Linked DNA regions of Mus musculus: region 2 is linked to region 1. A link is a loop called in an ENCODE intact Hi-C map of the cell type or tissue named here. Cell type or tissue: left cerebral cortex. All regions are shown on one strand.

Region 1 (2,500 bases):
GACGAAACACTACAATGGTAGAGTGGCGAGAAATCATTTTAACGTGGGAGGAACCCGCCAACACCCTTGCCCTTGCGCAGTTGGTTTGCATGGGCCCGTGCTACCCGGGACAGTTCAGAAGTTAATGTCCACCATGACCTTGCTTCACCAGGGAAGGTTGTAGAAGTGATTCCTGTGTATTAAGAGGCTCAGATCTTCCTCATGGCTTAAATGCTATAAAGCCTTCCACGAAGACCGTCATGGCACTCTAGCTGTTAAAGGACTAAGTCCATTCTATGAACAATTGACTTCAATCCCTAATGATTCCAAATTCTGAGGAAATAAGTCTCAAAAGTACTGTCTGCCAAGGCAGATAACTAACATTTATGACACCAATACTATCCTTCTCTCTCTGAGCACTCAATAGGCTCCCCCTTATTTAAAAAAAAAATTATCATTACTAATCTTAGTTTCCTGTCTCCTAATATCAAAATGAAACGGGGAAATAATTTTTAGTTTTTTCCCACTATGGTGAAAACCACCTCACTCAGAAATAACTGGTCTAAGCATAGCACCTTCTTAGAAAACAGTGCTTTCAAACCAACTATTATTATGGAGGGGTCTTAGAAGTCGGACAATAGAAGCATGTGAATCAGTGGTTATGTTAGACAGGTCCTTTTGGGTAAAGGGCAGAAACTATATCATAAACTCAGAAGATTTAGAAACACTTTCGTGTTTCCTTAGAATAACTGAATATCAGATATAATGAGAGACATCTGGGAGATTATTATTCACCAAGTCCTTATAGCCAAAACTTGTAAGCCCTTTTAAGAAGACTGTGTCACTATCATCTTGTTTCTTTTAATAAAAGCAATGACTTGGGATATGTAGAGAAAGTGAGCCAAACGTGCACAGTATACCCACCACACCCCTCAAAAATAATTTTTTAAAGGGTTTGGTAAGGAGCTGTCAAAAAAGAGCTGAGCCTAAGGAAAGGCATGACTTGGGTGAGTCAAGAGAACTCCCTGCTCACACAACCCAGACGGTGTCCCCAGATGAAAGACCAAAAAGTGGGGAATCAGGAGAAACCGCCTGGATGCTTCGGGAGTGGATGGCGGGCGCGGTCGCTCTATCCACCTCCCGCTAGGTACCCGTCCAGCAGTCACCGGGGACGCCGGCGGACAGCAGCCCGGTCCTCCCCGCGCCCTGCAGCGCCTCCCGCCGCTGCCTCCATCCCCGCTCCTCGAGTCCCCGAGCCGTCGCCCGGCGAGGGCCGTTCCCCGCGGCGCGCTCGGCACCTTTGATGACGCGCTCGGTCGTGGAGAACTGAGGGCGCCTCACGGACATGGTCTCCTCCCGGCTCCGGCGGCCCGCTGGACGCAAGCCGCCGCCTTCCTCCTAGGCGGGCTGCGCTCGGCGAGCGGGCAGCCACCGTGCCGGGCCCCGGAATACGGGGCGTCCTCGGACGGCGGCGGCCGCAGCGCCGCTCCCTCCCTGCGGCGGCGCCCGCGGCTCGGCGGGGACGACCGCGTCGAGAGCTACGGCGACCGCGGCTGAGGGACACAACTAGGGAGACCGCGGCTGCGCGCGGCTGGGGCCCCGCGTGCGCGCCTCCGCGCTCACAACTTCCCGGCGGCCTCGAGGGCCGCAGCCGCGCTCTGCGCACGCGCGGATCTCGGGTCTCAGCTCCGGATTCACTGCTGACCGCCGTCCGCCTCGCGTGGGGCAGATGCTCTGGACGCCCAACCCTGACCTGTAGCTTCTCAAACCAGCCGCTGGGACCTCGGAAGCAGCTGCGACCTTGGGACCAGGCAGGTGTCCTGATTCTTGGTGGCTGCCACTGAGTCTGTGTCCCTCTCATCAGAGAGAGCCCCTATCTCATGAACGCTCTCTCCGTTATCACTGGGGTCCTCCACCCACTTTGTCTCCATAAGAAATTAACCATTCTACCCTGTTTCTCAGGTTACCCTCTCCCATTCACCAACCCCCAAACTTTGAAACCCCTGTCAACTTCATGTTTGTTGCATACAGCTTGTATCTAGCAGCCTAAGTACCTCCGTGGCCATCCTACTCCAGTTCAGCTCCTGGGAGAACCCCGTTTCTGAGAAGCGGTGTCTCCCTTTCTATATACATGAGACAGCAGTCACTCACTGTCTTCTGGGACGCTAGCCCAGGCTTCCTTGAGAAAGGGAATTGACTTCTAACCGATTTCCCCTTATATTGTCACCTGCCTACTTGGACGCATCTATTCCACTGTGGAATAGTGACACACAGTGACACCGCACCTGCCTCCCTACCGTGTGTGAGTGTGTGTGCGCGTGTCATGTATGTGTGGTGTGGAGTAGGTGTGTGTGCATGCATGAAGTGTTTGTATTTGTGTGTGCTGGTGAGCTGGCCCATACGAGCACATATGGAGGCCAGAGGTCGAGGCCATCCTCTAGTGCTCCTACCTTAAATTTAATAGACAGGGTCCCATTAAACTTGAAGCTGACATGCCTGCTAGACTGGAAGGCCAGCAAAT
Region 2 (2,500 bases), 150 kb after region 1:
CTAACCGGGGTGAGTACTGTTCATTCATTACTTACTCTTCTTTGATCTTCCGACTGATGATATTTGGGGTGAAGGTTTTCTGAAAAGTAAAACACAGTACTGTATTTTCGATGTGCTCAACTGACCAACAGTCCTGGGATGGCTTAGAGAGACAGGTAGACTATCACCAGTAGCCCCCAAGGCAAAGCTAAAATGCTTTATCCTGTGTTTGCTATTCCTTTTCAGAGCTACTCGGTACAGTTACATCTACTGTTACACACATAACAGGAGGGGACAAAGAGCAGTTACCGGCATGCCTAAGATTCATCACTTACTAGATTATTAGTTTTCAATACTGACATCCACAGAGTTATGAACACTCGAAATTGCAAGTAAAGCAATTTTGTCTGGCTTTCAAGGGATTTTGTAAGGAGCCCAGAACATAATAAGCACTTCCGGATGTCTTGAATCAACTAGATTCACTGTCTTTTAATTGCCTAGGAGACCCTGTCAGTGTCCTGTACCAGCACCTAGGTTTGCAGGTCTCTCTAAAGGCTGACATCCCACCAGGGGCCCAAGGCAGCACATGAATGAACATCACGAGTCGCCTCCCTACGGCCTGGGTGGGTTTCTATACAAACGCGCTCGCAGGTACCTTCTTGACTCCGCCAAGGGTGAGGTCCCGGGAGCGGATGGAGGGAAGGCGACCGGGCGTAAGCGGGGGTGCGGGCCGCCGGCCGATCAGCCCCCGGCCCCCAGAGAGAAGGGGTCGCGGCCCTCCAGGATTGCTGGGCTCGCCCGCCGCGTTTCCTTCCGACATGGTTCCTAGAAGAAAGTAGGCAACAAAGTGACTCCAAGGGCTGGACGCGAGGACCCTGGGCGGAACCGCACCCACGTGGCCTCCCGCCCCCCGCCCGTGCGTCGCTCTCGCTGCAGCTCAGCTCCTCCCCGTCCCACGTGGCGAGGCTTCCCGGAGCGCCCCACCCCTAGCTTTGGACTCCGTCACCTGCCCTTTCCCTGGGGACTTCGTGACGCACCTGCGTGGAGGCTCTGCGCCGAGTATCACAACCTCACCTCCGACTAGAGCAACCACGGGCCGCGGGTCTCCGGGCAAGGCGGAAGTCTGCGTGGCAAGGACCGGGCGCTGCCATCTTACCCTGGGGCGGAAGTGACATCAAGGGGGCGTGACCTGACCATAGTATTTATCCGACGGTGCCTCGCCGCCCTCCGCCTTCTCTTCCCGGTTCTTCCCGGAGTCGGGAAAAGCTGGGTTGAGAGGGCGAAAAAGGATGTGGGAGGTGGACTGTAAGCTGTGCCGGGGTGTGACTCGTGGGGGCGTGTCTCGGCCCCTGGCAGGGAGTAGAGGTGCGGTCCTCGGGGTCGGAGGTGGAGGGGCTCCAAGGTCGCCTACCTGCTGTATGTGGAGTCCACACTGCGCAGCCTCTGGGAGCAGTGGGGTCGCCGCTCGGGATGGGGCTCCGGACATAGGGAGCTTAGAGCCCTCAGGCCGTGGCTGGCTGCAGCCTCCCTGCGTTGACCTTGGCGTGGTCATTGCACCTTCGGGCTCGACCCTTTGCTCGCGTGCGCCTTCCCTTGCCGGTCCCTGGGGTCTTGGGGTGTCACCCTTAACGCAGTTTGGACAGAGCAGCCAATAGCTCTTCTCATCTACCTGGGCCCATGACTGCTTAGTCAAATCTGGGAAGCCTTTGGAACTGAAGTTTGCTCTTCAACTGGAAGGGTTTTTGTTTTTTGATTTTTGGTTGGGAGGTGTGGGTATTTTTAAGACAACCCTGCTCTGTAACCCTATCTAGTCTGGAACTTAAGTAGACCAGGCTGGCCTCGAATTTGCAGCAGTCCAGTCTCTTCACTCATCCCTCAGTTGTAGGGATTACAGATGTACACCACCAATCCCAGCTGAAAAATTTTTTTATTGTAATGTGTGGTTGCAATCTAATCTGGGGGGGGGGGAGTCATTTAATGTTACACTACAGCGACCCCAATACAAATAAAAAGGTTATGTAATTCTAGGGAAGGAACCTATTTCTGCTGGAATTCCATAGGCTGCTAGCATTAAAATATTTTTGATGTACTGTAATATTGTGCCACACAATAGTGTATTCTTTGTCGGAGACAAATGACCAATGGGAGGATATATATGTGCATATTTATATGTATATATCGTAACTTGTTTCCTTAATGGGGCACTTACTTTAAATAGGTATGTTGTTAGAAATAGCTAGTGTACATTTGATACATCCAACTTTTTTGCTTTCTTGTAGATTATATCCCTAGGAAAGAGTTTCAGAAAATGTACATATTAAAAGTATACTTTGCTGGGCAGTGGTGGCACACGCCTTTAATCCCAGCACTTGGGAGGCAGAGGCAGGTGGATTTCTGAGTTTGAGGCCAGCCTGGTCTACAGAATGAGTTCCAGGACAGCCAGGGCTACACAGAGAAACCCTGTCTCGAAAAACCAAAATAAATAAATAAAATGAAAATAGTAAATAAGTAAACTTCATTT

Evidence for each region. Hi-C counts contacts between places; a loop is a spot of excess contacts. Peaks named below come from ENCODE experiments on the same cell type or tissue, not always from the same donor. Only the 100,000 strongest peaks of a DNase experiment are listed, where the experiment ranks them.
Region 2: a loop joins it to region 1, with 8 times the contacts of the local background. A loop is called at or near these places in 1 of 42 quality-filtered maps.

Annotation. Positions count from the first base shown.
Region 1 is chr14:70,287,904-70,290,403 of GRCm38, forward strand. It overlaps Ppp3cc (protein phosphatase 3, catalytic subunit, gamma isoform), which reads right to left and starts at 1,594. Exons shown (of 14, transcript NM_008915.3): 1 at 1,278-1,594. The coding sequence starts at 1,326. In left cerebral cortex, a CTCF peak has its summit at 1,490; DNase peaks (open chromatin) are centred at 1,324 and 1,592; H3K4me3 peaks cover 2,086 bases; H3K27ac peaks cover 1,519 bases.
Region 2 is chr14:70,442,317-70,444,816 of GRCm38, forward strand. It overlaps Polr3d (polymerase (RNA) III (DNA directed) polypeptide D), which reads right to left and starts at 1,155. Exons shown (of 9, transcript NM_025945.3): 1 at 1,017-1,155; 2 at 635-804; 3 at 36-79. The coding sequence starts at 799. Mir320 (microRNA 320) reads left to right here and starts at 1,194; the gene lies at 1,194-1,275. In left cerebral cortex, no CTCF peak of the experiment used is centred here; a DNase peak (open chromatin) is centred at 1,089; H3K4me3 peaks cover 1,816 bases; H3K27ac peaks cover 1,420 bases.